2 separate regions of the Homo sapiens genome follow, and region 1 is linked to region 2. A link is a loop called in an ENCODE intact Hi-C map of the cell type or tissue named here. Cell type or tissue: heart right ventricle. All regions are shown on one strand. Each heading gives the region's core, and the rest is flanking DNA. Links, peaks and the distances in the headings are about the cores only.

Region 1 (15,068 bases), core at 2,944-10,943, 79 kb before region 2:
CCCGGCTCCCGGGGCTGGGCCCACCCGGGATGAACGCCTTGTAGTCCACGATCATCCACTGGTTGTTATACCTGCCGGGCAGGGGAAGGGAGGACTGAACAGAGCCTGGAGCCACCTCCCCAGCTTTCCCCACCCTGCAGTGTCCCACTCAGCTAGGAATTACAGGAAGTGGGCCTGGGGTTGTCCAGCCATTCAACTGACACCCTGACGCTGCAGCATGACCAGGTATCCACAAACCCCTCTCTCGTCATGCTGCTTGACTGTTCCAGAATATTCTGTGGCTCCCTAGGTCAGCTCCTCTGCCGGATGCTGTAAGATCTGCACTGCCCAGTTCCAGTGTCTCTGGCTCACAGGCCCTGCCACCCACCCACGTCCACCTCCTCAAACAGCCCTCCCCACTGTCCCCTTGAGAGTCTTCAGGTTCCAAGTGCTCTTCCTGTACTGCCACCAAGGCACCCCTTCCTAGGCTGAGGAGCCTGCAGGGGAGGGGCAAATCCTTTCCTTCCCTAGCCTCAGTCTCCCCATGTATGAAACAAAGGAGGGCGTGGGGTGTGTGGCCCGGATGCCACATCTGGTCCCCAGGAGTGTGAGTGTTAAAGGGGAGGTTGGTCTATCTCTTGGTGCAGGGGAAGCCACAGGGCCAGAAGCCCACTCACGTGCCGCTGTTGAACCTCTTGAAGATGTCTGCCCAGGTGGCCCCATCCGAGGCCAGGCGGTTGGCCACGATGTTGCGTACCCACTCCAGCACACAGCCCCTGGGCCGCACATACTTCCACAGGGCTGGGTTCTTGTTGCCAATGGTGGTCTCCAGTGTCACCTGTGGGAAGGTCAAGGGGGCTGCTGCACAGCCTAGGCATGCTGCCACCAAGTGGCAGTACTTCATCAGTCATGGCTCCAAAAATTTTTTTTTTTTTTTTTTTTTTTTGAGATAGAGTCTCACTCTTGCCCAGGCTGGAGTGCAGTGGTGTAACCTCAGCCCACTACAACCTCCGCCTCCCAAGTTCAAGCAATTTTCGTGCTTCAGCCTCCCTAGTAACTAGGATTACAGGCACGTGCCCCCACGCCTGGCTAACTTTTGTATTTTTAGTAGAGGCAGGGTTTCTCCATGTTGGCTAGGCTGGTCTAACTCCTGACCTCAAGTGATCCGCCCACCTCCGCCTCCCAAAGTGCTGGGATTACATGTGTTAAATACTTACTTAATCTGCCGGGCATGGTGGCTCACACTTTGGGAGGCCAAGGTAGGTGGATCACCTGAGGTCAGGAGTTCCAGACCAGCCTGGCCAACATGGTAAAACCCTGTCTCTACTAAAAATACAAAAATTAGCCAGGTGTGGTGGCATACACCTGTAATCCCAGCTACTGGAGAGGCTGAGGCAGGAGAATGACTTGAACCCAGGAGACAGAGGTTGCAGTGAGCCCAGATCATGCCACTGCACTTCAGCCTGGGTAACAAAAGAAGAAATAAATAAAAATAAAAACTCATATCCAGTTGAGGCACGTGTTCCCCACCAGTTCCTTGGACAAGCACGCAGGAGGATTTGGGATCATGCATCTAGCTTTGCCCTGGTGAACAGCCCCTGAGAGGCCCAAAGAGCCGCTCCCATGAACCCACTCCCTCACCAAGCTGGGCAACCTCCCATTCCCACCCCTTTCCCACAGTTCTGCAGGAAAAGTTGCACGGCCTGAGGCTGTCAGCCTGGCAGATGCAGCAGTCAGAGGACTAGGAGGCCTTACAACAGGAGAGGCCCTCAGTCTCCCTCCAGCCTTGGGGCATGCAGGATGCCCACCGCTGCCTCCGATTGCCTCCTCTCCCTTCTCCATTTCCTGCTGGAACCCTTGGCTGCCTTCAGCATATTTGAAAAGTAAAGCTTAGTTCTTGTGAGTTAAAAACCAAACCAAACAAAACTCATGTAATCCCAGCTATTCGGAGGCTGAGGCATGAGAATCACTTGAACCCTGGAAGCGAAGGTTGCAGTGAGCTGAGATCGTGCCACTGCACTCCAGCCTGGGCAACAGAGAGAGAGCCTATCTAAAAAAAAAAAAAAAAAAAAAAACACACACACACACACACACACACACACACACAAAAAACCACCACCACCACCACCCCCACCAAAAAGCTGAGAACAGCTAAAAGATAGCTGTATCCATAAATGTGATTTTTTCTTTTTTCTCTTTAAAGAGGAAAAAAAAGGCTGGACACAGTGGCTCAGCACTTTGGGAGGCCAAGGGGGTCAGATTGCTTGAGCCCAGGAGGTCAAGACCAGCCTGGGTAACATGGCAAAACCTGTCTCTACAAAAAATAAAAAAATTAGCCAGGCATGGTGGCAGGCGCCTATAGTTCCAGTTACTTGGGAGGCTGAGATGGGAGGATCGCTTGAGGCTGAGGTGATAGAGGCTGCAGTGAGCTGTGATCATGCCACTGCACTCAGGCCTGCATGACAGTGTGAGATCCTATCTCTGAAAAAAAAAAATCCTGAAATTTGGTATTTCTTTCCACTGTTAACGTGACACACCACAGTGGTATTAGTAGTCACTGGGACGGTCACTGTCAGAAATCACAGATGTTTTTCCATCAGATTACAAGGCTGTACATACCTTAAAGTATCATTCATGCACCTTGCTTCTTCTAACTTATGGTATTTATCACACCTGCTTCTGGATCTTATTATTCAGTGTGTTAATAAAGCAGCACATATATACTAAAAGTTTACTTATATTTTGATAACCATATTTCACTATAACTGGTTTCCTCCATAATCCTATACATTTTGGTTTATGTGTCTAAAAACACTAATTTGCCAGGCACAGTGGCTCACACCTATAATCCCAGCACTTTCGGAAGCTGAGGTAGGAGGATCCCTTCAACCCAGGAGTTCGAGACTGGCCTGGGAAATATAGTGAGACCTCATTTCTACAAGAAATTTAAAAATTAGCTGAGCATGGTGGCATGTGCCTGTAGTCCCAGCTACTCAGGAGGCTGAGGCAGGAGGATCGCCTGAACCCAGGAGGTGGGAGGTTGCAGTGAGCCACGATCACACCACTGCATTCCAACCTGAGTGACAGAGAGAGACCCTATCTCTATGAAAAAAAATAAATAAATAATAAAAGTTAAAACACTATTCTGAGAAGAGGGCCAACAGCCTCCTGGACTGCCCAAGGTGTTTATGGCACAAAAACAGTTAGGGACCCTGATGGAAGGGAAGTTTCCTGCCCAGACCCTTTCCTGGTAACCAGGTGGAACCATTTCACGTGTCCCTCCCCAGCTGCCTCAGTCCCCTTCCCCACCTGGGCCACAGCATGGGGGTTCCCTCACCCACCGCCTGGCCCTCTCTTGCCTCGTTCCACACTCAGAAAAAAGCAAGGATCAGACAAGAAGAAGAGTCCCCACCCCTCCCGTCCCCGCAGGGAGCTGGCGTTCTCTGCGCTAAGGGTGTTTTTTAGAGTGATGTTTTTTCTCCTCTGTCTCGTTGCCCTGGAGATCAAAGGGTTCACTTTCTCAGCGAGGGGTGCCAGGGACAGATTTCTAAACAAGTCTGGACCGCAGCCAGGAAAAAAGATGAAAACAACACACTGTAAACAGCCTCTATTCAGCAAACCTGGTCAGGTCAGAGGGGCTCTGAGGAAAGCAAGAGGGAGGCAGGAGGAGAGGGAAGCGGTGGGGATGTGGGGGGGGCGGGGGCACAGTTATCCTGAATACATAAAAACAAGTGAGGTCACTGAGGTCAGGGATAGTCCCAAACATCCCCAAGTCCAGCCTTTCCTGACAACCAGGGTTACATGCAGAGTCCCAGGCCATCTGCAGGTTTTGGAGGCCCTGTGCGGGGCCTGGGGGTCTATGTTTAAACACGCCCTTGTGGTGGTCCAAGTCCCCAGAGCAGGGGAAGGGCGAGTCTGGGCTCTGAATGGCAGGTGGGGCAGCGTCCACCTCATCCTCCACTGCACCCCTGGCTCCTACATGGCACCCAGCACTGGGCTGCAGCCTGGTCCCCACTTGCCGCAGGAATCAATCCTGCCAGCTCAGAGCCGCCGTGTGACAAACACCCCAGGAACAGAGGAGACATGAGAAAGGGACTCACCAGCCCACTGCCCAGGATGTAGAAGTCGTCGCAGGAGAAGATGGTGCCGGGGTAGGAGGAGAAGACCAGCTTGTTGCCGGGAACCAGCGGGTAGTCCCCTGTGCAGGCAGAGCGAGCCAGGGATGCTGGTCAGACAGGCACAGGTGGAGGCCCCTGCACCCTACCTAACAAGACACAGGCACAGGGGCACAGGCAGGCCTCCGAGGAAGCCCCCACTGTGTCCTTTTTGTCATTTAGCAAATGAGGTCATTGGGCATATAAAAGTGCATATACGTGCAAGTAAAAATAAAAGCTAGCAGCAAAACTTATATAGTTGGCCCTCCATGTCCGTGGGTTCCACATCCTTGGATTCAATCGACTGGGGACCAAAAATACTAGGAAAAAAACATGATTAAAAAGAAACAACACAGCTGGGTGCAGTGGCTCACACCTGTAATCCCTGCACTTTGGGAGGCCAAGGCAGGCGGATCACGAGGTCAGGAGACCAAGACCATCCTGGCTAACACGGTGAAACCCGTCTCTACTAAAAATACAAAAAATGAGCCAGGCGTGGTGGCGTGCGCCTATAGTCCCAGCTACTTGGGAGGCTGGGTCAGGAGAATGGCGTGAACCCGGGAGGCAGAGCTTGCAGCGAGCCGAGATCGCGCCACTGCACTCCAGCCTGGGCGACAGAGTGAGACTCCATCTAAAAAAAATAAATAAATAAATAAATAAAAGAAATAACACTAAAAGATAAAACAAATTTTAAAAATACAGTATAACAACTATTAATGTAGCATTGTATTAGGTCTTACAAGTAATCTAGAGATGATTATAGGATATGGGAGGATATGTATATGTTATAGGTAAACAGTCAGCCGTATTATAGAAGAGACCTGAGCTTCCACAGGGGCTCCTGGAGTCAACTCCCTCCCCAACACCAAGGGACAACTCTGTGTGTGCGTGGGTATATGTGTATGTGTTAAATATATATACTCAGATAGATAGACAAACAGATAAATATTTTGTTCACTGGACATTTTTTTTTTTTGAGACAGAGTTTCGCTCTTTTTGCCCAGGCTGGAGTGCAATGGGGCGATCTCAGCTCACTGCAACCTCCACCTCCCAGTTGTAAGCGCTTCTCCTGCCTCAGCCTCCCGAGTAGCTGGGATTACAGGCCCACCCCCGGCAGGTACCCTCACCCCTGCCCTAGAACTCCTTCTACCTGAAACCCATCCCTTGACAAGTGCTAGTCTGGTTTTATGCACTGTCTGCAGCAGGGCTACTGTGACCTCACGCTTATGCTGGAGGCTCATTACCCCTGTGATCTTGTAAATTGACTCCTTATACCCGCCCTGCATGGGGGCAGAGAATTATCATCTGCACTTTGCAGATAAGGCAATCTGAGACTCAGAAAGGCTAAGTAACTTAGCAGAGGCCAAACAGTTAAATGGCTGAGCAGGGATTCTACCCAGACCTCTTCCCTACAGTGCTCCAGAGTTCTGGGTGTAGCTCTCTGAATTATCCTTTGTCTTTTTTTTTTTTTTTTTTTTTTTGAGACAGAGTCTTGCTCTGTTGCCCAGGCTAGAGTGCAGTGGGGGGATCTCGGCTCACTGCAACCTCTGCCTCCCAGGTTCAAGTGATTCTCTTGTCTCAGCCTCCCGAGTAACTGCAATTACAGGCATTTACCACCATGTCTAGCTAATTTTTGTATTTTTAGTAGAGACATGGTTTTACCACATTGGCCAGGCTGGTCTCGAACTCTGACCTCAAGTGATCCACCAGCCTCGGCCTCCCAAAGTGCTAGAATTATAGGCATGAGCCACCGCGTCTGGCCTGAATTATCTCTTCCACATTAAGTCTTTGCACTTTAAAACAAAGGGACCAGTAGGCCGGGCACAGTGGCTCACGCCTGTAATCCCAGCACTTTGGAAGGCCAAGGTCAGGAGGCCAGGAGTTTGAGACCAGCCTTACCAACATGGTGAAACCCCATCTCTACTAAAAATACAAAATTAGCCAGGTTGGGGGTGCATGCCCGTAGTCCCAGCTACTCAGGAGGCTGAAGTGGGAGAATTGCTTGAACCTGGGAGGCGGAGGTTGAAGTGAGCCGAGATTGTGCCACTGCACTCCAGCCTGGGCAACAGAGTGAGACTCTGTCTCAAAGAAAAAAAAAAAAAAAAGGAAAGGAAAAAGGCACAGTGGGACCCAGCGCAGAGGCTCACACCTGAAATCCCAGTGCTTTGGGAGGCTGAGGCAGGAGGATCACCTGAGGCTAGAAGTTTGTGACCAGCCTGGGCAACACAGTGAGACCCTGTCTCAAAATAAGTAATTTGAAAAACAAAACGCACAGTGGACCAAACATGGCAGTACTGGCAACTCTCCAAGGCAGCCTAGTGGGCAAAAGAAGGAAGTCGCAAATAATTCATACAGTATAATCTTAATTATGATTTTAAAAAAACTCAGAAAGCAAACATTTTAGAGCAGTGAAACTATTCTGTATAATACTACAATGATGGGTATAGCACCCCATTCCATGCATGAAGCCCACCCTTGGAAATTTTTTTTTTTTTTTGAGACAGAGGCCGACTCTGTTGCCTAGGTTGGAGTACAGTGGCACCATCTTGGCTCACTGCAACCTCTGCCTTCGCGGTTCAAGCAATTCTGGGGCCTCAGCCTCCCGAGTAGCTGGGATTACAGGTGTGCGCCACCACGCCCAGCTAGTTTTTGTATTTTTAGTAGAGATGGGGTTTCACCATGTTGGCCAGTCTCGAACTCCTGACCTCAAGTGTTCCACCTGCCTTGGCCTCCCAAAGTGCTGGGTTTACAGGCATAAGCCATTGTGCCCAGGCAAGGTACATTTTTTAAAGTCTAGGAGAAAACATAACCAAATGTTCACAGAAATGTTCTCTTTTGGGTTGTGGAGTGTTCAAGTGATTTTCATTGTGAGAGTGTTTTGGTGGATTCTCCAATGTTCTATAACATACCTGTATGACTTATACAGTATGTTTTTAAAAGCTATTAAAATTTTAATGGATATATAGCAATGAGAATGATAGATCTACAGCTACACACAGTAATACAGATGAATCTCACAGACATGCAGAACAAATGAGCACACACTACATGATTCCATTCATATGACATTCAAAACCAGGCAAACCTAACCTATTCTGTGAGAAATCAGGACAGGCGGTTGGATCACTTGAGGTCAGGTATTCAAGACCAGCCTGGCCAACATGGCGAAACCCCATTTCTACGGAAAATACAAAAATTAGCTGGGTGTGGTGGTGTGTGCCTGTAATCCCAGCTACTCAGGAGGCTGAGGCAGAAGAATCGCTTGAACCTAGGAAGCAGAGGTTGCAGTGAGCCGAGATTGCACTACTGCCCTCTAGTCTGGGTGACAGAGCAAGACTGTTTAAAAACAAAACAAACAAACAAACAAAAAACAGAAATCAGGACAGAGATGATGCTGGGGTGGGGGTGTGCCTGGAAAGGGATACGAGGGAAGCTTCTAGGGGCTGGGAATGTTCTGTTTCTCCAGATGGATGCTATACACAGGTGTGTTCCACGTGCAAGAAATTCAAGTTGTACACTTACAGTGTATACGATTTCCTGTATAAATGTCAATTTAGAGTTTACTTAAATTTCAATGAATGGACATTAGGTTGTCACCAAACCACTGTGATAGCAGACTTGCTTATACACACTCCCCATGCAGAAGCTGAAATGTCTCTCTAGGGACAGACTGGAGTCAGAGAATTGCTGGATCACTGGAGTGACAGATTTTGAATTTTATTAGATGCCAGCTGGATTCCTCTTAAAAGTAGCTGTGCCAACGCATACTCCCATTAGCAATGAATAAGGCTGGACACTTCCCCACCTCCTCACCAGCTCCTGGTCCCATCAAGTTTTTACATTTGGCCATGAAGGAGGTACTGCAAACATTTGGCAGTGGTATCCCTGGGGCTGATGCTGGGGCCTGGGATGAAGGATGTGGCACTATGGAGGACTTTGGCCTTGACTGTAAAACTGTTTTTTTCTTTATTAGAGACAAGGTCTTGCACTGTCACCCAGGCTGGGGTGTCATGGCGTGATCACTGTTCACTGCAGCCTCAACCTCCTGGGCTCAAGCAATCCTCCTGCTTCGAATTCCCAAGGCGCTGGGATTACGGGGATGGGTCACCGTGCCCAGCCAGTTTTCACATTTGACAGGAAGAATGTATTCATGCAATCCTTGCAATTGGTTGTTTGCAAAAATAGCTCTAATTCTTCCCATGCCTGCATCCAAGCCATATGTGATGTGACTCTGCAGTTCCTCATAGCAAATGGTGGAGCCTATTCTCCCATCTCTTGAGCCTGGGCTGGCCACCTGACTTGATTTGGATAAAGAATGCTGTGTCAGCCAGGTGCGGTGGCTCACACCTTTAATCCCAGTACTTTGGGAGGCCGAGGCGGCTGTATCACCTGAGGTCAGGAGTTCAAGACCAGCCTGGCCAACATGGCAAAACCCCGTCTCTACTAAAAATACAAAAATTAGCCAGACACAGTGGTGCGCGCCTATAATCCCAGCTACTTGGGAGGCTGAGGCAGGAGAATCACTTGAACCCAGGAGGCAGAGGTCACAGTGAGCTGAGATTGTGCCACTGCACTCCAGCTTAGGCAACAGAACAAGACTCTGTCTCAAAAAAAAAAAAAAAAAATGCTGTGTCAAGCCAGGTGCGGTGGCTCACACCTGTAATCCAAGCACTTTAGGAGGCCAAAGTGGGCAGATCACTTGAGGTCAGGAGGTCAAGACCAGCCTGGCCAATATGGGAAAACCCTGTCTCTGCTAAAAATACAAAAATTAGCTGGGCATGGTGATGCACGCCTGTAGTCCCAGCTACTCGAGAGGCTGAGGCAGGAGAATTGCCTGAACCCGGGAGGCAGAGGTTGCAGTGAGCTGAGATCATGCCACTGCACTCCAGCCTGGGCACCAGAGCAAGATTCTGTCTCAAAATAAAAAGAAAAGAATGCTGTGTCAGTTTCACCAAGGTCTCAAGAGGCCTTTACCATATCCTGCCCCAGTGCTACATGAACAGGCCTGTGCTCACCTACTGATGATGAAAGACCACGTAGCCCAGCTGTCCCCATCACCCTGGCTGACAATCAACCCCAGACAGGAGAAGAGGCCATCCCATTCCAGCCATCCCACCCCAGCTGACCTGCCAGCAGACTGCTGATGCATCAGTGAGCCTAGCCAAGATCAGCCTGGCCCAGCCCAGAAAACCAAAACCACCTAGCTGACCCATAGAGGCAGGAGCAAAAAATAAATAGCGGTTATTTAAGCTGTTGTTGTTTTAAATTTTGGGGTAACTGGTTAAGCAGCAATAGGTAAAATAAAAAAGGCAATAAACATGTAAAACAAGATGAACTGGCTAGGCGTGGTGGCTCACATAAGTAATCACAGCACTTTGGGAGGCCAAGTCAGGAGGATCACTTGAGCCCAGGAGTTTGAGACAAGCCTGGGCAACATAGTGAGACTCCATCTCTTAAAAATAAAAAAATAAACAAATTAGCTGAGTGTGGTGGTACACATTTGTAGTTCCAGATACTTGGGAGGCTGAGGCAGGAGGATAATCTGAGCCTGGGAAGTCAAGGCTACAGTGAGCCATGACTGTGCCACTGTACTCCAGCCTGGGCAACAGAGCAAGACCCCAACTCAAAAAGAAAAAAACAAAACCAAAATGAACTCTTGGAATATCCCTGCAGTGACTCCGTGTGTTGGGAGGGTTTCCAAGGCCCAAACCTCCTAGGACCACTCCCCACGTGTGTGCCCACCCACCTGCTCATCCCCCAGACACACCCACACCCACCTACCCCAGGGGCCTTCCCGGAACTGGAGCCAGTACTTCTTGATGACACGCAGCATGTGCTGGTAGTTGTTCCAGGTGTTGTGGGCAACCAGGAGGTCACTCTGGCCAGGGAGCAGCTTGATGAGGGCAGAACAGGAGCCAGAGCCCAGAGAAGGTTTGATCTTGGTCTTGTTCAGGGCCAGCTCCAGGTCTTCCAGGTCCCCAGAGAGCTGCAGCAGGCTGAGGAGGGCCAGGGCATCAGAGGGTTACCACGCCTGCTGTGAGTGCTGTTATGTACTCATTTTGCAGAGGAGAAAGCTGAGGCTCTGGGAAGTCAGCTGACTGTTCCAAGGCCACAGAGCCAGGGAGTGGCAAGGTTGATGCTGGAACCCAGGTCTGTCCGACTATGAGTGTGTGGCCCTTCTTCCCACCCTGTTCACTCTGGGGGTGGCACTTACAGGAACCCCAAGGGTTTGATGGTGAACTTCCCAGCTGGGAAGCTCACACGGCCTTCGTAGCTGTCCTCCAGGCCTTTCAGCTGCAGGAGGGTCAGCCGCACCTAGGGGAGGGGGCGGGGGCAGAGGGAGGGTGAGGCCTCTCCTCCAGGCTCACACCTTCTCCTTCAACGGGACGGGCTCTGGCCTGGGGGTTCAGACAGAGCAGGAGGCCCGGGGGTACCCTCCAGACTCCAGCCAGCCTTGACTCCCCCAAACTACCACCCACCCCTCCATGCTGAGCACTCTCCTGCTTTCAATGAATTAACTCTATGTCTCTGCCCTGTGTTAACCCCAAATCAGCCCCACTTAAGAGCCTAGTTCAAAAGCCATCTCTTCTAGGACGCCTCCCAGCCTGGCCTGGCCTCTTGCCAACTGCTCCTGTTCTGAGTTCAGTACTGACTGTATTGCTGCCTCGGGCACCTGTCTCATGCATCTGACTTCTCCCCATTGTCATCATTTTGCCTCAACATCCTATAGCCATAAAGTATCATCAGTGTGTCCCTCATGGGGCCTTGGGCAGGCACACTGGGCACTTAGTAAGCATCTGCAAGATGGATGGGTGGGTTGTTGGATGAATGGATGGGTGGGTGGATGTATGTATGTATGGGTGGGTGAGTGGGTTGACAGGTGGGAGGTGAATGGATGGGTGGATGAGTGGGTGGGTGGGTGGGTGGATGTATGTATGTATGGGTAGATGGATGGATGATGGATGGACGGGTGTGTGAATGGATAGATGAATGGGTGGGTAAATGGATGGATGGATGAGTGAGTGAGCGAATGGATAGATATGTAGATGAGTGAGTGGGTGGGTGGGTGGAAGGATGGGTGGATGGAGGATGGATGGATGGGTGGGTAAATGGGTGGGTAAATGAACGGATGGATGAGTGAGTGAATAGATGGATAGGTAGATGGGTGAGTGGGTGGGTAGGTGGATGAATGGATGGATGGATGCATGGATGGATGGATGGGTGGATGGATGGGTGGTGGATGTGTGGAATGGACAGGTAGATGGGTTGGTGGTAGAAGAGTCTGTCTTAGGGTGTGAGTAGGTGGGTGGGTAAACAGTGAGAAGTTCTACAGAGGAAAATGGTGCAAACCTGGCCTAGGCTAGGCAGACATGCTAACAGGCATTGATGGCCACTTTACAGAGACAGCCTGCCGTGTGTACCTCACAGCAAACACCTGACATTTTCCGGGGAATCCATAAATAACTGACTTTTCCAATGATGGCCTAGCCAGTGGCCCAAAGGCAGAGAGCCTGCCTGGGCCTCTCCGTTAGCTGCCAGCTGATCAGCAGCTCACTCAAGGAAAGGAAAACAAAATTCACTGTGTCCAGACTTTCTGGGATTTTCTGGTTTTCCCCTTCCCCTCTTTCTCATACTGTCTTTACTTGCATCCAATGTAATCAATCTACCAAGCAACCTCCCTTGTATGCAAGCAAAACACCATATGTACACAAGCAAAACACCATGCTAACAACTGACTATTTGTTTTTGGTCATTATTTAACTGTAGGTAGGCTAGGATGGATGGCTGGAGTTCCAGCAAGTGGACAGATGGAGACTGGGCAGATGGATGAGTGGCAGGTCGGCTAGGAGGGATGGAGATGATGATGGAAACAGAGGCGGCTGGGCAGCTGGACATGCCACAAGGCTGGCCAGAACAACAGGAGACAGGATGGCTGGCCAGCTGGAAGCCCCCTCCCACCAAGCGTGGCAGCAGGACTCACCTGGTGCCAGTAAGGTGAGTCTGGGTTTGACTCCATCTCTTCCTGCATCCACTCTAGGTTGGCCTCCAGGAAGCTCTTCAGCCTCTCGCAGTAGCCGACTTCATACTCGAAGGGGCCGCAGTAATTCACCACCGTGTTCATCCAGTGCATGTAGATGAGCTGTGGGGTAGGGGGTGGGCGAGGCAAGGGCGGGCAGCTGGGGTGCTCTCTTCCCTGAGAGCCCCCCACCCAGGCTGCCCCAGAGCGGAGGCTGCTGGTGTGGCCACCTGAGTCCTTGCTCATGCTGTCCTCTCCCTGGAGGCTCCTCTCCCTGCCCAGCTCTGCCCCGGATAGGGACCCCAGGCCCCTGGAAGTTGCCCTGAGAGCCTTTAGCCTGCAAAGCCTATAACTGATGGCACCACCTCTGCTACTGGGGACCCCAATCTATATGTGTGTTCAGTTAGTCAATCCATGAATGTTTTTTTTTTGAGCACCTATTATGTTCCTTTTTAAGCACTGAGGACATAGCAGGGAACAAAACAGCAATAACCCTTCTGATTCCACTGGGCAAGAGAATGCCGTGGCAGTTTCACCCAGACTTCATGCGGCCCTCTGCACTTCCCACCGAGATGCCACCTGCATGAGTCCAGGCTCGCCTGCTGGGGGACAAAAGACCACGTAGCCTGGTCATCCCCGTGAGTGAGTGGCAGCACTCACTGCCTCAGGATTGATGGCTTCATGACTGCTGCTCCATCACCATCTCACTGAAACACATCCAAATCCTGTTCATCCTTCAAGGCCCACTAAGACACCACCTCCTCCATGCAGGCCTCCATGACTTCCACAGCATTTCCCCACTGCCTGTCCTATACCAGGTTCTGGGCTGGGATCAGGGGACACAGCTGGGGACAAGACATATTACCACCCACAAGAAGGCCACAGGCTAGAGGGGGAGGCAGCAGGGCACACTAGTTAGGAGCGAGACGTGGGTTAGACAGAGCTGAGGTTGAATGGTGCCTCCTCTGTGGACTGGCTGGCTGACCTTGTGAAAGTAGCTTCACCTCTCTGGGCCCAAGCCTGCCCATCCATCCAGGGGAGGTGCACATGCTTCCCTCAGGGGTTTAGGGTGGAGGCTCAGTGAGACTTTGTGGGCAAAGTGCCTGGCACATGGGCCTGGGATTCCTGACATAAGAGCCACTTGTGGCCTTGCCTCAGTGTCCCCAGCAGGCCGTGAGCCCCTTGAGAGACTGAACCGTGTCTCATTCACCACTGAGCACCCACAACAGCCCTGGCCCAGCATCTGACCACTTCCCCAGACACTAAGGTCCCAGAGGGCCACCCACAACTGCGACTGGGTGTCAGAAGGAGCAGTGTGAGTTTTATAAAAGGGTGTCCCACTGGACGTTGTCCTCTGTGATGTGCTCTTTCCCCCTCGCCTCCAGGCATCTCAGATTCACCCATTTCCACTGCTCTGTCATGCTGCACTGTGCACCTCCACCTGGTCAGCCATTCACCTGCCCATGGTGTTTTAAGGACTCCCACTTTGGGACTGCTTTGAGTACCTTGTGCATGTCCGTGGGTCACCTCTAAGGTATGCACCCAAGTAGTAGGGCTGCTGGATCCTAAGGCACATGCAGGTTCAACTCCACAAGTTGATGTCAACTTGTGACCCAATGCATGCCTCCATCTGCATCACAGGAGACAGCTGTCACTCCACAGCCTCGCCTACTTCTTGTTTTGTTTTTTGTGTGGTTTTGTTTTGTTTCATTTTTTTGAGACAAGGTCTCATTCTGTCACAAGGCTGGAGTACAGTGGTACAATCCTAGCTCACTGCAGCCTCCAACTCCTGAGCTCAAGCAGTCCTCCCTCCTCAGCCTCCCAACATCCTGGGATTACAGGCAGGTGCTCTGCCTTTGGGCCACTGGTTAGGCCATCAATGGAAAAGTCAGTAATTTATGGATTCCCTGGAAAATGTCGGTGTTTACTGTGAAGTACACATGACAAGCTGTCTCTGTAAAGTGGTCATCAATGCCTGATAGCATGTCTGCCTAGCCTAGGCCAGGTGGCTCGTACCTGTAATCCCAACACTCTGGGAAGCCGAGGTGGGCAGATCACTTGAGGTCAGGAGTTTGAGACCAGCCTGGCCAACATGGCAAAACCCCATCTCTACTTGAAATGCAAAAACTAGCCAGACGTGGTGGTGCATGCCTGTAATTCCAGCTACTCTGGAGGCTGAGGCATGAGAATCATTTGAACCCAGGGAGGCAGAGGTTGCAGTAAGCCAAGATCACGCCACTGTACTCCAGTCTAGGTGACAGAGTGAGACTCTGTCTCAAAAAAAAAAAAAAAAAAAAAAGAAAAGAAAAAGAAAATTACACTAGGTACTATCTGATACACAGAAAAAATATATAACATATTCTAAGTTATGAAGCATGATAATAAAATGAACATCCAAACTAAAACCTAGAATGGTACTGATACCATTGAGCATCCCCTAAGCCCCTGCCTCCTCTATCCCTAGAGGCACCCACCACCCTAAATGCGGTAGCTATCATTCCCTTTCATTCAGTCATTTATATTGAGATATAGTCAGCATACCATAAAATTCACATTTAAAAATGTACAATTTGGCCAGGCACAGTGGCTCACACCTGTAATCCCAGCACTTTGGGAGGCCGAGGTGGGCGGATCACTTGAGGTCAGGAGTTTGAGACCAGCCTGGCCAACAGGGCGAAATCCCACCTCTACTAAAAATACAAAAATTAGGTGGGCATGGTTGTGCACATCTGTAATCCCAGCTAGTCGGAAGGCTGAGGCAGGAAAATCACTTGAACCTGGGAAGCAGAGGTTGCAGTGAGCCGAGATCACACCACTGCACTCCAGCCTGGGTGACAGAGCAAGACTCTGTCTCAAAAAAAAAAAAAGTACAATTCATGGTTTTTAATGTATTCATAAGGTTGTGCAACTATCACCAC
Region 2 (15,068 bases), core at 6,701-14,700:
TGTCTGCATCTCTGAGGCACTTTGACCAGTTTGATCAGGAGTCACACAAAGACAGGTAACCGAACTTTAAAGCTGCTTTTGAGAGTGTTTGTATCTATACAGGGTTTTTTTCTTTTTTTTTTTGGTAATAGCTTAATTTTGTTGAGATGTAATTCACATACCATACAATTTACCCATTTAAAGTATACAATTTAATGTTTTTTATTATAGTTACAGAGTTGTGGAATCATCACAATCAATTTTAGAGAATTTCATCACCCCAAAAAGAGACCTCATGCCCATAAGTCACTCCCCATTTCCCCACCCCCCACATAGCCCCTGGCAACCACGACTCTACTCCGCGTCTCTATGGGTTTGCCTATCATGGACATTTTATATAAATAGAATCCTACAATATGTGATTTCCTTTTTTTTGAGACAGGGTCTCCCTCTGCTGTCCAGGCTAGAGTGCAGTGGTACAGTCATAGCTCACTGCAGCCTCGACCTCCTGGGCTGAAGCCATCCTCCCACCTCAGCCCCCCAAGTAGATGGGACTACAGGCGCAAGCCACCACGCCCAGCTAATTTTTGTATGTTTTTTGTAAAGATGAGGTCTCACTATGTTGCCCAGACTACTCTCAAACTCCTGGCCTCAAGCAATCCTCCTGCCTCGGCTTCCCAAAGTGCCAGGATTCCAGGCATGAGGCACTGTGCCCAGCCTTGGGTTTCTAAAGACACTCCAGGGATAGAATGGGATGGCCTTTGTGGGTGTCTTTTTCCATTTTCCCTAGTCTAGGCACTCTAAAGAATATTTAGGGGTTTGTCCAGAGACTTTTTCCTTAAAAGTTTACTTAAATTAGCTGGGCGTGGTGGCGGGCACCTGTAATCTCAGCTACTCGGGAGGCTGAGGCTGGAGAATTGCTTGAACCCAGGAGGCAGAGGTTGCAGTGAGATGAGATCGCATCATGGCACTTCAGCCTGGGTGACAGAGACTCCGTTTCAAAAAAAAAAAAAAGTTTACTTAATATTTTCATTTTGGCTGGGCGTGGTGGCTCACGCCTGTAATCCCAACACTTTGAGAGGCCGAGACGGGTGGATCACCTGAGGTCAGGAGTTTGAGACCAGTCTGGCCAACATGTCGAAACCCTGTCTCTACTAAAAAATACAAAAATTAGCCAGGCATGGTGGCGGGCACCTGTAATCCCAGCTCCTTGGGTGGCTGAGGCAGGAGAATCGCTTGAACCCAGGAGGCAGAGGTTGCAGTGTGCTGAGATCGCGCCACTGCATTCCAGCCTGGGCAACAGAGTGAGACATCGTCCTAAAAAAAAAGTTTACTTAAAATTTTCATTGTTTAGTGCTTAATGATTTTTTAAAATTTTAGTTTTTACTTTTGGAAACTCAATGAATGTACCAACCGAAGGGTGTTGAATTTTCAGCAAATGGATCATTTAGGGAAGTTGCCTTTTACTACTTAGGGAAAATTGTCTTTCACTGTTTTTTCAAGTACCGACGTGTGCCACAACATGGATCACCCTTGAAAACATGATGCTGAGTGAGAGAAGACTGTAGCAGAGGATCACACACTGTGGCATTCCATTGATGTGAAATGTCCACGAGGCACATTCAGAGAGACAGAGAGCAGAGTAGTGGTCGAGTTGGGCTGGTGGGGTGGGGCTAGGGAGTGACCGCTAATGAGTACAGGGATACTTATTGGGATGATGGGTGGTATTTGGTTCATAGACTGGAAATCTGATGAAAGTGATAAGGAACCCTTTCCAGACAAAATAATATTTTTTTTTAGTATATGAAAGGGAGGTTTTTTTGTTTTTATTTTTTTTCTTTTTTCGAGACAGAGTCTCACTCAGTCGCCCAGGCTAGAGTACACTGGCATGATCTAGGCTCACTGCAACTTCTGCCTCCCGGGTTCAAGCGATTCTCCCACCTCAGCCTCTCGAGTAGCTGGGATTACAGGTGTGTGACACCAGCCTGACTAATTTTTGTATTTTTAGTAGAGACAAGGTTTCACCATGTTGGCCAAGTTGGTCTCGAACTCCTGACCTCAGGTGATCTGCCCGCCTCGGCCTCCCAAAGTGCTGCGATTACAGGCGGTGAGCCACCGTGCCCGGCCTGAAAGGGAGTTTATTAAGGAAAAAAGAAAATAATATTGAACTCACGTTTTATTGAGCACTAACTTTGCACAGGCACCAATGCATATAGTAACGTGTTTTATACTCATAATAAGCTCATGAGGTAGATACTGTTATCATCCCGTTTCACAGGTGAGGAACTGAGGCTGTGTTCCTGTTGGGGCTGGCCTTGGTCCCACAGCAAACCATTCCCTCCGCAGCTCTTTGCTTTCCTGGGCTTTCTGACCAGCGCCCTGTGGATCAACGCGGCCGCCACAGAGGTGGTGAACATCTTGCGGTCCCTGGGTGTGGTCTTCCGGCTGAGCAACACTGTGCTGGGGCTCACGCTGCTGGCCTGGGGGAACAGCATTGGAGGTGACTCAGGGCTGGGTGGGGTTGAGTGGGGGTGAGTGCGGCCACATCTTAGCTCTTTCCTCCCCCAGCCAGAGTCGCATCTGGGCAGGAGTGTCCAGGGTGTCTGCCCTCTGCACCTGTGCAGTGTCCCCTGTCACTGTGGAGTGGCCAGCATTGGGGTGAGATGGCCCTGACTGCAGTTGGACCAAGAAACTCTATAGAGGCCCCTGCCTCTTCCCCACCCTCTGATGCGGGGATGGTCGGTGGCTCCCAGAGTTCAGGCAGGACATGGAGCCCATTGCAGCCGGCCGTGCTTGATGTGTACACGGGTGTGTGACATGCAGGCATTCACACTTACATACATACACCCTTCCCTAGCTGTAGCAGCCAGGTGTGGTTGGCCAGGTTATGCACTGCTCCAGAGCATCCAGACAAGAGGATGAGGGAGCTGAAATCTAGCCCCTCCTTCCACTTACCTTTTTGAGCACCTTCTTCTTATTCATGTGGAGGTGCTGTGCATGTTACCAGCAGATGAGACTTTGAAAAATTGGTAGCCGTAGTTTTTTTTTTTTTTTTTTTTTTTTTTTTTTTTTTTTTTTTTGAGATGGAGGCTTGCTCTGTCGCCCAGGCTGGAGTGCAATGGTGTGATCTTGGCTCACTGCAACCTCTGCCTCCCAGGTTTAAGCAGTTCTCCTGCCTCAGCCTCCCGAGTAGCTGGGATTACAGGCGCCCACTACCATGCCCAGCTAATTTTTGTATTTTTAATAGAGACAAGGTTTCATCATGTTGGCCAGGCTGGTCTCGAACTCCTGACCTCAGGTGATCCATCTATCTTGGCCTCCCAAAGTGCTGGGATTACAGGTGTGAGCCACTGTGCCCAGCTGGTAGCCGCGTTTTTCACACCTGCAAAGTTGTTCCTGGTGTGAAAGAGTGGGGTAAAGGAATTAAGGAGGGAAGTGTGTCTTCCCAGATGCTGTGCCCCCTCACACAGCACCCCACCAGCTAGTGCCCAGGCACACTTGGGCATCCATCTGTGTTTGTTGCCTGAATGACCGTGGGTGAGAATGAAGGCGTGGATGACCAGGGAGGGTGGGGGAAGCGACTCACCACTGCAGGCCCCTCTTGTTCCTGTGCAGATGCCTTCTCGGATTTCACACTGGCTCGCCAGGGCTACCCACGGATGGCGTTCTCCGCCTGCTTTGGCGGCATCATCTTCAGTATCCTTTGTGGTCTGTTCTTGGCCTTAGCACTGGTGTCACAGCCGTGGGTGGGGTGTGCTCCATGCCCCACCCTGGGGATTGGTTCTCGGTGTAACACCTGGGGCAGGTAATGTGGCTGCCTGAGCCTCAGGCTCCAAGGCTTTAAAATAGGGATTTGGGGAGTGCTAACCTCCAAGTGGTGTTGTAAGGATCCAGTGAGGTGAATGAAATTCTTGGCCCCTGGTAAGGGCTCAGCAGACAGCAGCTATTATTGTTAGGACAGTGAGTGGTGTGATAAGCAGGTGCCCATAGGATGAGCTTATGTGTCCTATGGAAGACCCTCTCTCTCTTGCTCATAGCGACATGTCATGGTCTATGTTAGGGTTGGCAGACTTTTTCTAAAAGGGCCAGAGAATTCTTTTTTTTTTTTTTTTTTTTTTTTTTTTGCAGGGTGGGGACGGAGTCTGGCTCGGTTGCCCAGGCTGGAGTGCGGTGGCGTGATCTTGGCTCACTGCAATTTCTGCCTTCCGGGTTCAAGCAATTCTCCTGCCTCAGTCTTCTGAGTAGCTGGGACTACAGGCGCCCACGACCACGCCCAGCTAATTTTTGTATTTTTAGTAGAGACAGGGTTTCACTATGTTGGCCAGGCTGTTCTCAAACTCCTGACCTCAAGTGATCTGCCAGCCTCAGCCTCCAAGTGCTGGGATTACAGGCGTGAGCCACCACACCTGGCCCAAAGAATAAATATTTTAGACTTTGGGGGCCATGCAGGCGGTTTTGCAGCTACTCAACTCTGCTGCTATAGTGCAGAAACAGGCACAGACAGTGCATAAGTGAATGGCCATGGCTCTGTTCCAATAAAACTTTATTTATAAAAGCAGTTAGTGGGCCAAATTTGGCCGGAGGGCTGATGTTTGCCAACTTTTGGTCTATATAGAAAAGACGGATATAGCCAGCCTGGGGCTATGAAGAGAAAGAGCTTTGAAACCAGATGGTTGTGGGTTCCAGACAGTGCCTGGCGCACGGCAGGCATTCGGCCAGCAGTGGATACTGTTGGCTGCTAAAGAAAGAAAGATGATCACAAAGTGCCTGAAGGGCCGCTCTCTCCAGGCTCCACGATGACAGAGCCTCACCAGGGGCTGCAGTGTGAGCAGTTGGCCGGCAAAACAGGCTAACTGCGGAGACAGTGATGCCTGCCCTTTTAACTCCCAGGCTGAGCAAGGCCCTTGGTGGCCCTTTTGCGCCCACTGAGGCCTACTCCTGGCTTTCGGGCTGCAGCCTCGCCTGACCTCCCAGGTTGGCTGGGAAGGAGGGAGCCCTGAACGACCCCTAGAGATGGCCTCGGCCCACACACTATCACCAGTTCCCTCTAGGGACTGGGGGCAGTCCCTTCATCTCTCCTGGCCTCGGTTTCCCCACCTACTGAGTGCTTACATGCGCCAAGCATTCCTGGCACCCTAAGGTGTTCGATCCTTAGAGACTGACTGCAACACTTACTCAGCACCCATCTTCTTAAAGGCCTAAAAAGATAGGGTCTCCTCAGATATGGTGTTTGGGGGAGTTGGGCATACATCATAAAGAAAGCCAAGTAAATTCATTTTTTTTTGTAAGTCTGGGCACAGTGGTTCATACCTGTAATCTCAGCACTTTGGGAGCCTGAGGCACGAGAATCACTTGAGTCCAGTGATTTGAGATTTGCCTGGGCAACACAGCAAGACCCTGTCTCTACAGAAAAATTAAAAAATTAGCCAGGTGTGGTGGCATATGCCTGTGATCCCAGCTACTTGGGAGGTTGAGGTGGGAGAATCACAAAGCCTAGGAGGTCGAGGCTGCAGTGAGCCGTGTTCACACCACTGCACTTCTCTACCTCCAACCCCCACCAAATTTTTTTTTTGAGACGGGTCTCACTCTGTTGCCAAGGCTGGTCTCAAACTCCTGGCCTCTAGTGATCCTCCTGCCTTGGCCTCCCAAAGTGCTGGGATTACAGGCATGAGCCACTGCGCCTGGCCCAAGTTCATTCTTGCAGTGGCATCCCAAGCCCTGGGGATGAACACAGTAGGAGGAACGGGCTATGTGGTTGGGTTATGTGCAGGCCATTCCAGCAAAGCTTCCTGAGCTGGGCTGCAGACATCCTCGTGGGTGTGGGGCTGGGCTGCCTGCTCCAGATCTCCCGAAGCCACACAGAAGTGAAGGTGAGTATTCCTTGTAAGTTTACAAGTGTATATAACCAAGATGTAGCTTGATGGGGAAGGGGCAGGAAGGCCCTGGCTTTGGATCTGGGTCCCATCACTTAAGTCCCTGGCTGTATGACTTTGAGTGAGCTAGGACATCTTGGCCGGGTGTGGTAGCTCATGCCTGTAATCCCAGCACTTTGGGAGACTGAGGCAGAGGATCACTTGAGGTCAGGAGTTCGAGACCAGCCTGGCCAACGTGGTGAAACCCCATCTCTACTAAAAATACAAAAATTAGTCAGGTGTGGTGGTGCACACCTGTAATCTCAGCTACTTGGGAGGCTGAGGCAGGGGAATCACTTGAACCCAAGAGGTGGAGGTCACAGTGAGCCAAGATTGCGCCACTGCACTCCAGCCTGGGCGACAGAGTGAGACTTCATCTCAGAAAAAAAGGGAAAAAATGGAGTTAGGACATCTCTGGGCCTCAATTTCCTCCCCTATAAAATGAGATTGATGACACCAGCTGAGCTTCCTGGATAAGCACGCAGCGGAAGGGCCAGACTGAGCACCATATCCCAGCACTGCCCACAGGGGAGGTGACAGAGATGTGTGGGTGATTTGGGTAGGTAGCATGTGGCCAGATATTCCAGGTCCTCTAGAGAAGAAATCAAGATTCCTAAGTGAATTTTTTTCTATTCGAAAATCTGCCTCACATGCAAACAAAACCCTGTGCATATGAGGCAGATTGGACCCCTGAGCCGCTGGCAGTCCCATCCCTGCATCTCTATTCTGGAGGACTTGAGTCCAGAGACTCAGCAAGGAAGACGTAGGCTGGGGAGGAAGAGATGGCCTGGGGGTTGGTTTTAAGCCTCGCCATGGGAAAGCTCTTTGAGTGTTATGAAGCTGAATAAAGTCACCCGTTTCTCCCAGAGGCACGAGTTGTTGAATAGGCTCTCGGCAGAGCCTGTTAGCCGGGGGCAGGGTGTTTCTTTCACACTGGCCATGCCCACAAGCAAACAGCTACTTAGGGCTTGAAATTTTCTTTTCTGAAAGGTAAACACCCTCTGCAAACTTTGTTGTCCCTCTTTATGGGTTTAATAGGTTCCCTTTCATGATAGATTCTAGGGTAGTTCCAGGTAATGAGGCTTTAGGGTTGGCTCCTCAGGGGACCTATTTCCTCTTTTCTCCTGTGCGCGCGCGTGTGTGTGTGTGTGTGTGTGTGTGTGTCCACCGCCTTTGTGCTGAGTTTAGGAAGTGTGTGTGTGTGTGTACGTGTGTGTGTGTGTGTCTACCACCTTTGTGCTGAGTTTAGGAAATGTGTGTGTGTGTGTGCGCGTGTGTCTACCACCTTTGTGCTGAGTTTAGGAAACGCTCCTGCCGTTAAATGGCATGAGACATCAACATGGAAGGATGTCCATGGTGTACCGTTGGTTGAAAACCACAAGTCGCTTTGAAACACTTACCTATTGTACGGTCCCATCTCTGTTTTCAGAATTGATGTACATGTCTAGAGGTGTGTGTGTCCACAGGCGTGTGTAATATGGCATCCCATGGGGAGGAGGATAGGCATTGGTTAAGAGCTTGCACTTGGATTTGGGCTCTGTCACTTACTCTGTCAGTTTCTTCATCTGTGGGTTGGAGACGAGGAGGATGCAGGTGGCTGGGAAGACGAAACGCCACGGTGCCTAGAAACAGCCCACACGGTACCTCATGTCTTCACTGCGTGTTGGATATACCTGCTAAGTGTGGAAGGAAGAGAAGCGGGGAGGGGACATTTCAGTCCCTTTTACTCTTCTGTACTGCTTGAAAATATGTCAGCAACCATGTGTGACATGTATACCATAGATAGTGTTAGTTCCCTAGTGCTGCCATAACTGACCACAAACCAGGGGGCTGACAACAGCAGAAATTGAGTCTCTCCCAGTTCTGGAAGCCAAAAGCCTGCAATCAGGGCATCAGCCGGGCAGTGCCACCTCCAAGCTCCAGAGGAGGATCCTTCCTCACCTCTTCCAGCTGCTGTTGGCTCCTGACGTTCCTTGCCCAGTGGGCCCATCTCTGCAGTCTCTGCCTCTGTGTTCCCATGGCCATCTCTCTCTTCTTCTTACGGAGACATGAGTCATTGGATTTAGGGGCCACCCTAAGTCCAAGATGATTGTATCTTGAAACCCTTAGCTTATTATATTTGCAAAGACCCTATTTCAGGTAAGGCCACATGCTGAGCTTCCGGATGGGCGTGAATTTGTTGGGGGTGGGGCACTACTTATCCTACTACACATATAAAAACCTGCAGCTGAAATCTGCAGGCTCCTCCCCAGTTCTAGAGAACGGGAGTTGCTGTCAGCTCCTCCTCCCGCAGAGGAGCCTGTCTTGTGCCTGACACTTTGGCTCTCGCTCATTCATTTCTGCTGCTGCCACTCCTTTATCATTCATCCATCCCCTCCTTCACCCAGAAGGCGGCATCCTCCCAAGTTCAGAGTCAGGCAGAGGTGCCAGGCCCAGTGCTGCTGAGCACCTTGGACAAGTCAGTCAAGTCTAAGGGTCTTGGTTTCCTCATCTGTAAAATGGAGTCCATCCTAGTACCCACCATACAAGACTATTGTTAGATCAAAGACGACAGTGCCTGTTAGGCCCTTCGCACAATGCCTGGCATAGAGCAGGCACTCAGTAGATACTTATAGCTGCCATTTCTTCAAAAACCTTATGGGCTGGGTGCGGTGGTTCACACATGTAATCCCAGCACTTTGGGAGGCCATGGTGGGCAGATCACTTGAGGTCAGGAGTTCGAGAACAGTCTGGCCAACATGGTGAAACTCCATCTCTACTAAAAATACAAAAAAATTAGCCAGGCGTGGTGGCAGACACCTGTAATCCCAGCTACTCGGGAGGCTGAGGCAGGAGAATCACTTGAACTTGGGAGGTAGAGGTTGCTGTGAGCTGAGATCACGCCATTGCACTCCAGCCTGGGCAACAAGAGTGAGACTCCATGTCAAAAAAAAAAAAAAAAAAAAGCCTTATAAAGATTTTTTCCATTTTATTATGAAAACTCAAACATAGAACAGTTAAAAGACTTGTATGATAGACACACATATTCCCACCACCCAGACTCTACTGTTTATGTTTGGCTGCCTTTGCTTTGTTGTCTGTTTGTCCATGCCTGTCTGTCCATGCCTCCATCTATTCTTTTCTTTTTTCTTCTTTTGTTTTTTGAGATGGAGTTTTGCTCTGTCACCCAGGCTGGAGTGCAGTGGTGCAATCTTGGCTCGCTGCAGCCTCCACCTCCCAGGTTCAAGTGATTCTCCTGCCTCAGCCTCCCGAGTAGCTGGGATTACAGGCATGTGCTACCACACCTGGCTAATTTTGGTATTTTTAATAGAGACGGGGTTTCACCATGTTGGTCAGGCTGGTCTCGAACTCCTAACTTCAAGTGATCTGCCCGCTTTGGCCTCCCAAAGTGTTGGGATTACAGGCCTGAGCCACCCTGCCCGGCCTAACGCATCCATATTGTTTCTTGATGCATTTCACAGTAAGTGGTGAACATCCGCTTGTGCATGTCGTTGACTAGAGTTCAGCATTAAAAACAGAGGGAATTATAATGACATCTGACTCGAGGCAGGGGAGAGGCACCCAGGCAGGTGGACCTGGCTGAAGTTGGAAGAGAAGGTTCCTTTTCCCTGCTGTTTCTGCGTCTGGAAACTTCTGGGGCCACGTCTGGGTAACTTCAGGGTGGGGCATGCCATCCCACAGGGCAGGCCGGGCTGCTGCAGGCCAGTCTTCCTTAAGTGGCCCCCAGCTGGTGCCCTCAAACACTGTTGAGGCTGCATTGTTGTTGTTGTTGTTGTTGTTATTTTATTTATTTTTTGAGACAGAGTCTTACTCCATCACCCAAGCTGGAGTGCAGTAGCACGATGTCGGCTTACTGCAACCTCCGCCTCCTGAGTTCAAGTGATTCTCCTGCCTCAGCCTCCCCAGTAGCACACTGCCATGTCTGGCTAATTTTTGTATTTTTAGTAGATACAGGGTTTCACTGTATTGGCCAGTGGTCTCGAACTCCTGGCCAATACAGGTCGAACTCCTGACCTCAGGTGATCCACCTGCCTCAGCCTCCCAAAGTGCTGGAATTACAGGCATGAGCCACTGTGCTCGGCTGAGATTGCATTGTTGTTGAGGGTGCATTGTTGTTGAGGGTGCATTGTTGTTGAGGCTGGATTGTTGTTGAGGCTGCATTGTTGCTGAGGCTGCATTGTTGCTGAGGCTGCATTGTTGTTGAGGCTGCATTGTTGTTGAGGCTGCATTGTTGTGTTGGCCACAGACGGGGCGGGGCCTGTGACGGGCAGTGACTCAGCCTCTCTCCCCTCATTCTTCCACAGCTGGAGCCAGACGGACTGCTGGTGTGGGTCCTGGCAGGCGCCCTGGGGCTCAGCCTCGTCTTCTCCCTGGTCTCAGTCCCATTGCAGTGCTTCCAGCTCAGCAGAGTCTATGGCTTCTGCCTGCTCCTCTTCTACCTGAACTTCCTTGTCGTGGCCCTCCTCACTGAATTTGGAGTGATTCACCTGAAAAGCATGTGACTGAAGCCGCTTAGTGCTGTGGCCTCACTGCAGGCAGGAGCCCCGCCCCTCCTGCCGGGGGAGGCCCAGGGACCGGAGCATTTCTGCAAGGCCCTTGTGGGCACGAGAGTGCGGCCCTTGCTGCTGGAGATCTGAGGTCACTGCTGTGAGCTGGGAGAACTGCTGTGTACCTCTTGCTGCCAGCACCCAACAGCCTTGCCGTGGGGACCTTGGAAACCTGGCTTTGCTCTGGACAAAGGGTTCCAGAGAGAAGCTAGAAGTCCCCCTTGAATGACCCCCAGAGCCCCTCTGAGAAGGGCTGGAGTTTGGGGGAAGGGGATGGCTGGATGTGCTCCAGGCCATGCTGGAGGTACCCCCGAGGCACAGGCACTGCCCGTTCCCCTTGCCTGGGCTTCAGGCCTTCTGGCACCTTCTCAGGACACAAGTGGCTGCCCAACCCTGACTCAGAGAATGAGGGTGGCTTGGACCCCTGGGAATCAGGCCGCCGAGGGCTGAGCTCCAGAGCCGCACCATCTGCCACAAACAGAATTCGAGACATACTTAATTTTGAATTTCTCCTTGCCACGTTAATAAAGCCAAAAGCAGCGGGTGCTATTCGTGGCAACACACTTCACTGAACCCACTTGCTTCCAAAACGATGCCAGCCCGAGGCACTGCTACGCCAGCAGCTGCCACATGGGATGGTGGCTCAGGCGCTCCCTCCAGGATTCTGCCCCTGCCTGTCCACAGACTCCTTTGTGCTGGAACCTGGGCTCCTCCAGCTGCCAGGCAGGAGTCGGTAGGACTGTGCCTGTGCCTCCCTCAGCGGGGCCCTGGGCGGGGTTCCAAGGCCTGCGAGCTGGGAAAGGACAGATGAGGGGACCTCGTGCCTTCTTGCTGTCATGCAATGACCCCGCCTTATGTTGCCGAAATAAGCAACTCTTAGGTTTGCCTGACTGCCTTATGCTGGTAAAGAAAAGGGATTCAACTGTCTCTTTTCCAAATAAAAAAAAAGTCAAAATTTCAAGTGTAGAGAAAATGACACCCCCAACTTTTACCAGTTCTTCCTCACCTGGGGCCAGTGCCAAGTGGCTGACCCCAGGGCACAGCTCGGGGTGGGGCTGAGGCAGGATCAGGAATGGCCATGGCCTTGGATGGGGCCACTCTCCCGACAATACCCAAAGCCACAGAAGTCAAGAGGCAGCAGCCATGTTTACAAAGCAGAGGCTCTTTTAGTAATGTGCTAGAAATCCAGAGACACAATGGGTTTTCTAGGAAACAAACCACCAGTGTACAAAACCGTACAGCATTGCTCCCGTGATCCGTACAAAATGATTGTCCGCATGGTGGAGTAAGGCTGGGGCTGTGGGAGGGGAAGCGAGGAGCTGAGGAGGGGCACAGTTCTATTGCCACCACCACCAGGCTGTGCCCCTGGCCGCCAGTGGGTGCCACTTGGGTGCACTCAACTATGACATCAAGGATGAGAGGGCATCTGAGCTAGATCACATCCCAGGGCCCACAGAGCTCACAGCCTGTGGGGGGACCCCAACTCCCTGCTGGGTGGGGCCAGGCATAACCTGGGGATAGCTGTCCCTAACCTCAATGACAAGGGCACCCACCCTGGCTGGACTCCCGTCTGTTGACACTGCTGCCATTGGGTATTTGTCAGGTCCTGGCCAAAACCAGGTCCTTTCTCAGGACAGGGTTGGGCAGATGGACACATTAACTCGCTCTGGACAGGGCCGAGATCCCACTCCTCCTGGAATAGGCCCCCCCACCTCGGGGCCTTGACTCCCCTGGGCAGACCCCGGGGTGCTGCTGGCCCCTCCACGTTTCCACCCCTGGGGAGGAAGAAGGGCCCAGGCGAGGCCCAGATGCTCAGGTCAGAGACTCACACCTTTAGAAGCTGTCCCCTGACCCTTGCTTCCAAAACGCCCATTTCAACACACAAAAGCTAAAAGGCACCCAATTGTGCAATAAAGTTCCCTCTCTGTGAAAGGGAGGGGGTTCTGGCCTGGGGCTCGATGTGGAGCTCCTGCTGATGGCCCATGGCCCTCCAGAGAGGAAGAGGACAAAGCCAGTCTGACTCCCGGGGGAATCACAGTGAGTCTCAATAATGTGTTGCTTTCCCAAAGGGCTGTGCTTTAAAAACAAACACCTGCTACTTGTCCAACTCCCCTGACCTGGGAAGGGGGGAAGGGGAGAACCATGCCGTGCTGGCTATGGGACCCAGCTTGGCCTTGGAGGTGGTTGGGAGGAGGGGGTGGGGGACCAGGTACTGCTCCCCTGGGGTCGGGTGCCACCCTGCCCGTTCTGTGGCTGGGAAGAGGACAAGGCCAGAGGGAGGCTCTGTCCACCTGCCTTCTGAAGTCACAGGAAGCAGGCACCAGAGGGCCGGGGCTGGCCAGGAATGCCCAGCAGTGCACTCCTTGCCCTTCGCACCCTCCATCCTGCCACTGCGGCTCCTGCTGCAGAACCTATGCTGTGTTCCGTTCTGTGGCCCAGGGAAGCGGAACCAAAGCGACCTCTGCACTGACCCTGCCTCTGTGGCAGGGTCACTGCAGCTGGCAACCCTCCTACCTCCACCACGCTCAGATGTCATACAGGGCTCCTACAGGGTACCATGGTGGGAGGAGGGGTGGCGACGTTAACTGAGGTTCATCTGAACCTACTTCTGCACCAACCGCTCCTGCTATGGAAATCTCTGGTGTGAGCAGAGCCAGGGAGGGTGGCTGGGAACTGGGCCGGGGCCACGGGGCTGCTGCGTCCCACAGGGAGCGTCTCTCTGTGCTGTTCGCTCCTGTTCCTAGTGCACACGTGTGAAGGACCTGGTATCGGCTTTAGCACAATCCTTAGTTAACCAAAACGTTGTTTTGCTTGAACGGGTAAATCGCAAAAAAAGGGATTTGGTCAAGAGCCCATTCCACGAAGTGGTCTGGGTTGCAGACATCGGCCCCACTTCCTGCCTCATGCCCCTTCCTCCGGGTTCTGGGTCCCCAAGGAGGCCACTGTGGAAGAGTTTTCGCCAACAAGGGTTAAGCCAGAGAAGGCTGGGTGGGAGGCTTGCAGAGCCAAGGGAGGAGATTGGTCAGTGTAATCTGTGGCCGCCCGGCACTGGCTAACTGAGCTCTGGCCACATGGGCCCAGTTGCCCCAATTCCGCTTCCATTAGATCCTGGGCACTGGTCCCCGAAGAGGTGTTGCGTGACATTATCACAGACACTGAAATACCACCCTGGAGACCGGGAGTTCTTTCCTTCCTAAGTGGTTCTGTCCCTAAAGCAAAACACAGAAACCTGTGGCATGGGCCGCAGGGAGAGGGGGCGGGCACGCCATCAGGTCGGGGGGATGTGAGCCTGAAGCAGTAGCAGTGACAGCTTTGGACGTGGCCGATGGAGGCCAGCCCACATGAGGGGCAAGCCCCGCAGTCGACTGGATCCAGGTGAGGGGTCTCCTTGTGAAGGGCCTTCTGGAGCCTTCCACAGTAGGAAGAGCTCAGACCTGGTGGCCGCACCCCCACCCCTCACCAAACTGGCTTCTGGAGTTAAGGAAGACAGGGCAAGGTGGTTATAAACCAAGCCCCATCTTGTCTGTCTTTTTTCTTCCTGTATATAAATATGTGCATATACGTGAGTATGTGTACACACACCGCAGTTCCGTACATCGCAGTAGAGTAATACTATTGTGTTATTGCATAGAAGAGACGGCTTTCGGGCGCTGGGCTAGGTAACGGTCTGGGAGCGCTGGCGGCTGCCTGGGGGCTGCTGGGCGGCGGGGGCTGCACTGCTGCTGAGTTGTCGCTGCTGCTCTTGCTCCCTGGCATGCTCCTCATACCACTCCTGGAGAAGAGAGCAGAAGGGGTGCTGAGGGCTGCACCCCACCCCCTGCCCCGCCCACCCCACAAGGTCACACAGCCCACAGCATCCAGGCTGGAAGGGGCAGGGCTGCCAGCCTCACCCAGCTGGTACTGAAACCCCCGTCACAGGCCCAGAAATGCTGGGAATTTTGAATGTGGCCCCAGAGGCAAAAATGACAATGAAATCTTTCCCTAGTGTCTGGAGGTTTGCGCATAACAGCTCTCTAACAGGCCCAGGCAGGAACAACCCTCACCCCTTGTTTGTGAGCATAACCTTTTGTCCTTCACTAAAGGGCCCCCCGAGTGACCCCTTTTGAGCTTGGCAGGAATTGTGTCCCTGTTTCACACCCGAGACACCGAGGCTTAGAGCTGTATTGTGCTGAATACCTCACCTGCCTAAGGCCATGATTATAAACTCTGACATTTTCAGGGACTGAGGTATTCAGGTAATTAAGGAATTAAGTATACCCCACATTTCCTTTTTTTTTTTTTTTTTTTTAGGAGACAGAGATTCACTGTGTGGCACAGGCTGGAGAGCAGTGGCGAGGTACGGCTCACTGCAGCCTCCCACTCCTGGGCTCAAATGATCCTCCCGCCTCAGCCTCCCAAGCAGCTGGAAATACAGGTGTGCACCACCATACCCTACCCTACTTTTTAAAAGACTGAACCATAGACTTTTAGAGCTTCGAGATGGCCTAGTTCTGGCCCCCTTGTTTTACAGAGGGGGAAACTGAGGCCTGGAGCAGATGGACAGGCAGAAGGGCAGAGGCCAAGGGCAGCACACCTCCTTCCAACCACACCTGAATGGGTGCTGCTGCACAGTCATCCCCTTGCACAGACA

The links. Hi-C counts contacts between places; a loop is a spot of excess contacts. Peaks named below come from ENCODE experiments on the same cell type or tissue, not always from the same donor. Only the 100,000 strongest peaks of a DNase experiment are listed, where the experiment ranks them.
Region 1: it touches region 2 in a loop (3-fold over the local background); 4 of 110 quality-filtered maps call a loop at or near these places.

What each region holds. Positions count from the first base shown.
Region 1 is chr12:113,369,854-113,384,921 of GRCh38, reverse strand. PLBD2 (phospholipase B domain containing 2) reads right to left here. Exons shown (of 12, transcript NM_173542.4): 3 at 12,115-12,273; 4 at 10,348-10,448; 5 at 9,915-10,129; 6 at 4,080-4,177; 7 at 657-817; 8 at 1-71. Among named protein-coding and RNA genes, the nearest start is that of PLBD2, 19 kb to the right of the region's middle. RefSeq lists an enhancer at 4,053-4,578. In heart right ventricle, for the core only: no CTCF peak of the experiment used is centred there; no DNase peak of the experiment used is centred there.
Region 2 is chr12:113,295,102-113,310,169 of GRCh38, reverse strand. TPCN1 (two pore segment channel 1) reads right to left here. Exons shown (of 28, transcript NM_017901.6): 28 at 11,585-14,210. The coding sequence ends at 14,094. It overlaps SLC8B1 (solute carrier family 8 member B1), which reads left to right. Exons shown (of 16, transcript NM_001358345.2): 13 at 2,326-2,479; 14 at 3,595-3,675; 15 at 5,785-5,849; 16 at 10,196-11,399. The coding sequence ends at 10,393. Among named protein-coding and RNA genes, the nearest start is that of MIR6762, 11 kb to the right of the region's middle. RefSeq lists enhancers at 1,872-3,071, 6,506-7,239, 10,385-11,080, 11,081-11,778 and a silencer at 10,052-10,346. In heart right ventricle, for the core only: a CTCF peak has its summit at 11,070; DNase peaks (open chromatin) are centred at 10,196, 10,496, 10,833 and 11,199; H3K27ac peaks cover 5,912 bases.